Regions from separate parts of the Mus musculus genome. Here all the other regions are linked to region 2. A link is a loop called in an ENCODE intact Hi-C map of the cell type or tissue named here. Cell type or tissue: heart. All regions are shown on one strand. Region 1 overlaps Syne1 (spectrin repeat containing, nuclear envelope 1). Region 2 has its middle 39 kb from the start of Myct1. Region 3 has its middle 2.0 kb from the start of Syne1.

Evidence for each region. Peaks named below come from ENCODE experiments on the same cell type or tissue, not always from the same donor. Only the 100,000 strongest peaks of a DNase experiment are listed, where the experiment ranks them.
Region 1: a loop joins it to region 2, with 2.7 times the contacts of the local background. A loop is called at or near these places in 6 of 42 quality-filtered maps.
Region 3: a loop joins it to region 2, with 6 times the contacts of the local background. A loop is called at or near these places in 16 of 42 quality-filtered maps.

The regions. Positions count from the first base shown.
Region 1 is chr10:5,309,173-5,311,672 of GRCm38, reverse strand. Syne1 (spectrin repeat containing, nuclear envelope 1) reads left to right here. Exons shown (of 146, transcript NM_001347711.1): 46 at 2,235-2,438. Among named protein-coding and RNA genes, the nearest start is that of Gm51757, 16 kb to the left of the region's middle. In heart, no CTCF peak of the experiment used is centred here; a DNase peak (open chromatin) is centred at 1,052.
Region 2 is chr10:5,553,647-5,556,146 of GRCm38, reverse strand. No RefSeq gene overlaps it. Among named protein-coding and RNA genes, the nearest start is that of Myct1, 39 kb to the left of the region's middle. In heart, a CTCF peak has its summit at 1,008 (motif pointing right); no DNase peak of the experiment used is centred here.
Region 3 is chr10:5,489,035-5,491,534 of GRCm38, reverse strand. It overlaps a transcript of Syne1 not described here. Among named protein-coding and RNA genes, the nearest start is that of Syne1, 2.0 kb to the right of the region's middle. In heart, a CTCF peak has its summit at 1,278 (motif pointing left); no DNase peak of the experiment used is centred here.

The sequences.
Region 1 (2,500 bases), 240 kb after region 2:
GATGACTTTTCTAATAAATACCACATGACAGCCGATCACTTACATCCTTGCTCCCAAAATATAGAATGTGTGTGGATTGTGTGTGTGTGTGTGTGCGTGCGTGCGTTTGTGTGTTTCTATATCATCATAATTCCTGGCAAACATGGGTTTCTTTTTTCTCATATCCAGGGAAATAAGCATTAACATCAGTAGAATTCAGAGTGCCAATATTTATGGCACATTTACAATTCAAGCATTATAATGTTATTATAAGAGTAGTTTTCCCTTTTGAATTTTGGGTGCAGTATCAACTTGATTGTTTCTTGGTACATTTCGTGCTTAGACAAGAACAGAACCCTGCCTCTTAATACATATGTGATCTTACTAATAATGTGTTAATTCATTTAGTAACTGGGCCTGGGGACAGGGCAAGGACTAATGTCCCTTAATAGCCCCGTAGATGGTCCCAGTCCCAAGACTACCAAGGCAGGGCAGGGGGAAGCTGGGTTGGCCAGGGAACCTAGGCTACTCTAATGTCTGAGCTCTGGATGAACCCAATGTTGTAAGGCTTACCACTTCGGCCGACAGCCTCACTAACTTCTAGCTGACACCTCTGGGGTGCCTTTGCCTATTTTTATTTATTTATTAGTTATGTTCATGGATTTGTTCTCTCTTCTTGTACCATTGTCTTTGACTTTCTCTTTAACTGACAGGCCATGCTTGGCCATGATCTCAGGCACGTATGGGAATGTTGGACATTTTATCCGAAGCAAAGGAAATGCCATTCCTATTCATGGTTGGAATAAAAAGGGATGATGACTTCTGTCCCATGTATTTGGACCTTCGGCTATTGCAGAGGGAGGATTTAGCAAGGATTTGGGGTGTGAGCTACTATTGTTCTGCATCTCTCCTTCTCTTTCTCTCCACTTGCCCCACCCCTGCCCCAAGAAGGTCAGGTGATATCTCTTAATTGTCCTCAAGTATAAGGAAAAGAATTTCTGTGACACCACTTAGAGGGCAGCCTCATTTGTCCCTTGCAGCTGGCAGCCACCAGCCTCTGGTTTCTAAACCCTGCCAGGCAGGCTGGCTGACTTCTGATGTATCTGCCAAAGAGTAAAGGCTTGTGTGGTTGGCCAGCATCTCAGCCGCAGTTGTGGGGCTTGGGGGAGGGAGAGTGTGTATCAGCATGTGGGCTCAATCCAAAAGTTATGATTGAAGAAAGAGACCACCCTTAGAGTCCACAGCGTGAGGACAGCTGGTTGTCTAAGAAGGCTTTCTGGGGCATGAAAGCAGAGATGCCTTGGGCTGAGAAAAGAGAGAGTGAGGGGGCAGGAAAGAGTGTACTCTATACTCAAGATCCTCCAGGGACCTTCAGCTGGGGAGGGGGGCTCTCAGGTGAGAAGGGGTTGGTCTCAGCAATGAAAGCATTCTCAGAAAAAAAAAAAAAAAACCACAGACCTAGAGAAGCAGGGGCTGTGTGGGGCAGCTCCTGGAGTCTTGTTCAGAGGCCTCTCCCGCCTCTCCCTGGCCCCTCCCCTCCAGGCCTGTGGAGCCTCCAGCTGTGCCAAGCAGGGGTAGAAACTCACAGCAGAGCAAGAAGAAAAGATCCTCTCAGCTTCTTGCTTGCAGCTGCTCTAAGCTAGACATAAAAAAAAAAAAAAAAAAAAAAAAGAATACAACACAAGTCTTTATGTTTGCTGATTTTGCCAAATAGCACGGATATTTGAGTTGTGGGATTAAGATCATTTTTCTTAGTTTAGAGTACTTATAAGTCCTTTTATTAACTCAGGATACACACACACACCAAAATCAACTTTCCTGGAATACCTCCTCCCAGGAGAAGAAAATCAATATCTTACAGAATAAAATTGTTTTCCCATTAAATCCTATGGTGGGCTTCCTCCAATCAGAGTCGGAACCAGACAGGCTCGTGTGCATGTCCCTTGGAAGGAAAATTAACAGCACACTTTTGGTCCAGCTTTTCTCTGACGATGTGATCTTCTCTTCCCTGGAACCTCCATCAACACCACACTCTGAGAGAAGGGTTAGCTGAGACGCTGCTCTTTCCCCTCGCTCAATATGGTCGGCAGCCCACACTCCCTGGTTTTCCATCCTGGGAAAAGCTATTAGTATTGGAGAGGCTTCTATGGTTAGCCTAATGTGTTCTTGATGGAGTTACTCGTAAACAGAATTCCTAGCTGGTGAGTGTGCTTTCCGTCCTCCCAGATTTTCACGAAATTGAGCTTTGTATTTAGTTTATAGAAGCAGACTTAAGGCAGAAGCTGGAACACGCCAAAGAAATCACCGAGGAAGCAAGGGGAACCCTGAAGGATTTCACGGCTCAGAGGACCCAAGTGGAGAGATTTGTCAAGGACATCACAGCGTGGCTGATCAATGTGGAGGAATCATTGACCAGATGTGCCCAAACCGAGACTTGCGAAGGGCTGAAGAAAGCCAAGGTGGGTCAAAAACTATTCTATTATTAATTCTCCTGTTTTACAACTATGATAAAGATATAATA
Region 2 (2,500 bases):
TGGTATACACCTTTCATTCCAGCACTCAGGAGACAGTGGCAGGTGGATCTTCATGAGTTCAAGCCCAGCTTGGTCTACAAAGCAAGCTCCAGGATAGCCAAGGCTACAAAACAAACAAACAAACAAACAAAAACAAAAGAAAAGAACTAAATACCACTACATACAACAAAATTAACAAAAACAGAGTGGAGAATAGTTTTAAATGTTTAACTGTTGTCTAAGGCCTTCAGGAAAGTCTTCACTAATACAGCCATTGCTAAAAAGACTTGGAAAATGTTAGTGTATAAGCTATGGGTGATTCTCAGAGTTTAATTGCAGAGAGAATAATCTATGAAAATATCTTGAGGCAGGAACTTGCTCTGTGATCTTCAGAAACACTGAAGCATGTGTGTGGTTGCAGTATAGACAGGGGAGACTCGTAGTTGAGGAAGGCTTAATGGAGAGGTTGGGATATCATACAGATTATACATATAGATTATACCATATAGATTATACAGGGATCACTGAGACAGAATGCTTCGATGGGTGTTGAGCAAAAGAGTGACCGCATGCTTTGAATCCATTTTGAAATTAACCATAAAGTCCTAACTTAAAATTGGAAAGTAACTTTAATAAACTTATATAGCATATTAAAGAGATCAATCTTTTGAAAGAGAAATGTCTCAGTTTTAACTTTAGCATTTGAGGAAACCTGTTTAACTCTAGGTTGTGACTGGCAGGGTAGTGTTTTTTATTTGTTGTTTGTTGGTTTATTGAGAAGTGTTCTCTTTAAAGCTCTCTTCTCTCTCCTGTATCCCAGAAGCCAGAAGTCTGGGGATTATATTTCCTCAGCCTCCTCCCCCTCGGGTTTGGATGAAATTCACATTCTGTCATGCTTTCATGAAAGATTCAGAAGGCGAAGAAGACACTGAGAAATTCTCTCTCCAGCTTCAATGTGCTTCACACAGCAGGATCAGTTCAGAGCATAGCTGTGTAAGGCGGCATTAGCTGCCTTGTGCTGACCTCTGGGTGGCAGCAGCCACCTTCAGAGGTCTGTAGGTATCTATACCCCTGCTTCCTGAATGCTAAAGGCCCACAGGGCATAACAGCAAGGGCTCTCCCAGCAAAGCTAGCATCACATCTCTGCATCATAATCTCAACGTGCTTTGTGTCTTCCTTCATGATTCCTGAATGACACGAATTTCCAGACTAGTTCTAGACCTTCAAAGGTGGGGTGCTTGTCGTTGGATTAGCTTGTATTTGACTATGGTAATGACCTCTTTAGGTTTCTAAGATCAGTACCTTAATTACCTGAAGTTAAAAAAAAAGTTTATTAAAGAAAATAATTTAGGAGATCAAGTTGGCCATGGTTGTGCCATCCTGTGGAAGAAAAGGGATGAGAGTTATGGGGCGCTGGAGTTCCTTCTGGCTGTGGCTCAGAAGGCAAAGAGATAACACGCTACGAAGCATCACGGCATGGCCGAGACCCAGAGAAGCTCTCGAGCCGTGGTTCTCAACCTTCCTAACACTGCAACTCTTTAATACAGTCTCTCATGTTGTGGTGACCCCCAACCATAAAATTATTTTCACTGCCACTTCCTAACTGTAACTTTGCTACTGCTATGAATCATAATGTAATATCTGTGGCTTTGGATGGGTTTAGGTGACCCCTGTGAGAGGGTCCCCCCAAATGGGGTTGTGTCACACAGGTTGAGATCCACTGCTTTCCAGTCTTATTCTGGATGGCTGTAACTCCCCTTGAGGCCACTGTCTTGAAAGAGGAACCCCAGTTTCTTGAAGCCGATCAAGACCGCTGCTGACTGCATCTACCTTCTTACTAATATGACACCCTACCCCTTTTCCTGTAAAACACTAAAGATCTGTTCTGTTGAGTTTCACTGCACTTTTCAAACAAACCAGTCTTGAACACTGTTAAGAAAAGAAGTGGAGAGGATACTTCTTGTTACAGAATACATGTGCTCACATGGGCCGAGACTCACCAGTGGTAGGGCTTCTAATAAATAGTATCTTAGTATCTTTTTAAACTATAGCCAGATGCCCATGGCATCCACCCAACTACATAAAACAGACATGACAGAAACAGAAACCATCACTTGATGAGTTCATGTCGGCACAGTAGGTAACTTGTATTTTACAGTGTCTAGGGCAGGAAGATGTGGGCACCAGAATACAACTAGACTGAAAATGGTCTTTACCTTTAGGCCCAACTGCAACTTTAGTGTGAGAGGAGCATTCTACACACAGTGGGAAGAAAGCAAGGATGAAGGACAGCCTGAGTTTGAAGGAGAGGCTCAGGTGCCTGTGTAGGCAGCTGCTGGTCATATTGTGACGACTGAGGAAGATATCTTTCTATTCTGGGGAATAGATTTCTTAGTTCAGTCAGGCTATCACAAAAGGGAAGACCGATCATTTTGTCTTAATTTGCCAACAATGGTAATAACTATACTGGTGATAGTACTACTAATTACATTTTTCACTCAAGGACTACACACAGACACTG
Region 3 (2,500 bases), 65 kb after region 2:
AATTATACCCTTAATTGATGGAAGCCCCTCTCATGGCCGCCATTGTTAGTGAGGTTCATCTTGGAGTGATGCCCCAAAGACACCTTGCTGTAAGCTCATTTGTGGTTTCTCTTCCGGCCTGATATCCCTTTGGCATCCACACAACGCTGAAGGGCTTCACTAAGCCTTATCAGACAGCATCAGAAACCTGTGCTTTGGTGCCAAGATTCTCTTTGACCGTGCTTTTATGCCATTTGAAAGGTGGTAGGTTGGGCAGAAATTGCTTAGGAATCTATATTCTGCTGCTCCGGAACCTTCCTGCTTCCCCTTGTACCTCCTTCCAGTCCTGCCCACCCGCTGCTACTTTCTAAGTGGTTCCCGTGGGTTGAAGTTGCTATTATTTCTCACGGAAAAGAAACACCGCCCTTGAAGCCCAGCAAACCGAAAATAATAAGAAAAGACAAGATGGTGTTCACTAGAATTTAAAAAGTGAGAGCTGGTTATGACAAAACAAGCCAGCAGCCTCCTCCAACACTGTGCCTTTCCAAACTCATTTCGACTCTTTTTCATCATGAGTAGACGGGCTCAGTTTATAGTTAGCAAATCTGTTCCAGTGTTCAGTGTCAGAAGGTAAGACTGGGCAGGGAACGGGCATCATTTTCCCCTTCACACTTATCGTACTGTTTTTTGTTGGAATAAAAACAAGACAAAACAAACAGAAAACGAAACCGAGACAAACAAACAACAAGACACAAACTAACAAAACCTTTCTAGAGCTTTTGAAGGACTAGACACTTAAGGATACTGAATACAGACTCTGAATCATCCTTTTTCTCCTTGCCGGCTTGTCTCTTCCTAATGAAAAGTTTCCCGGACACCTAGACAGTGATACTTTTAAATGTAACTTTTCAGCTCCACAGTCCTTACCTAGCCCTAGGTAGCTGCTTCCCAGATGACGATGAAGCTTATGAGAAAATTGAAAGGAGTGAAAAATCTCCCAGATATTGTATCAGTTTATCAGGCTCATCCTTACTGGGGCAACGGTGTGAGCATAAACAACAAAAGGATGATTTAAAGTTCTGCATCCTTTGAGTCTTTCAGGGATGAGGCAGGTCTTGGCTGTACAAGTGAGACTGAGATGTATAGTAAGTTTGAAGACCTAGTGTTGATATTGGGACTGGGCAGGGAGACTCATAGTAGCTAGAAAGGATGAACTAAACGTGACAGTGAACATGGAAGTGTCAAAGGTCCATCTTTTCACTGACTTTAAACTGGCTGGTCCAGAGCACAAATGCTGCCCCCTGGCGGTGGGACAGTGCCTTGCCTTTAAGGGTGCAGGATGATTTTATGATGACTGTTTTGTTGCTATGAACATACCGAGATAAAGAAAGCATAATGATCCAGAATTGCTCGGAAAATATATGCTCAAATGTCTAAACCTCCCAAGATTCTCTGATTCTTGGTGTTATGCCTTGATTCTTGGTGTTACGGAGAAAGTAGAGGAGGAAGTGCTACGTAAATTAAAGTCTCCAGTTTTTCCTGACTTGCTTGCCTTTGCTCAAGTATATTTAGCTAACAAGTTCTGAAAGGCAGGAGTCGGTGCTCGGCTACTGACACAAATGTTAGGTGGGTAAATTGAAGTCTAGAATAACAAGGAATAACAATGAATAATGAACAAAACGTGAAAAGGTGCAAAACGGGACAAAGCATTTTTATAAAGCATCCAGTGAGGGGCTGGAGAGATGGCCTGCAGTTAAGAGCACTTGCTGTTTTCAGAGGACCCAGGACCCCAGGTCACAAATGTTGACTGGCAACTATTGGCATTCCAGTTGTAAAGGCATTTTACATGCTCATCTGCCCTCCACAAGAACTGCATGCGTGGGTTAAACATATATATGCGGGCAAATGATCCATATGCATAAAACAAAATATAAATAAAATCTCAAAATATTAAATGGTTAAATCATCAAATGAAATCTTTGTAATGGTTCTGAGGCACAAAGAGGCTCTTCAGCTCCTTAAAGTCTCATAGTAAATAAGATTACTATAAGTCTGAGTCAGGCATGTGGCCTTCCCAAAGTCCCAGAGCTACTGGTGAGAAAATGAGCGGTACCATCTGCCTTCCTGAAGACTAGATATTGTCTTCCCGTCAGCCATTGGAGTAGTCAACATCTTTTATTCTAAGAACGCCAGGGTATCTACAAGTTTAATATTAACAATAAGCATCACTATCCTAAGAGGAAAAAGAAAATGAATTGGATTCATCTTGTTTTGCTTGGCATCAGGTTAACAGCCACGGGTATGGCTCTGCTTGATTTCTGTTTTGTATGGAAGTTTCAGGCCACGGAATTATTTTATTTGAGTCCTAGAAAGACCAACACATCTGTGAACATTTCTTGTTTGGTGACCTGAACTTGAACTGCCTTGGGTATTCTTATATGGAACTTTAAAACACCCTTTCAGCCTTTTCACTCCAAACACTTGCCTCGTATATGAGCTCCTAACCAACACTTTCTATGCT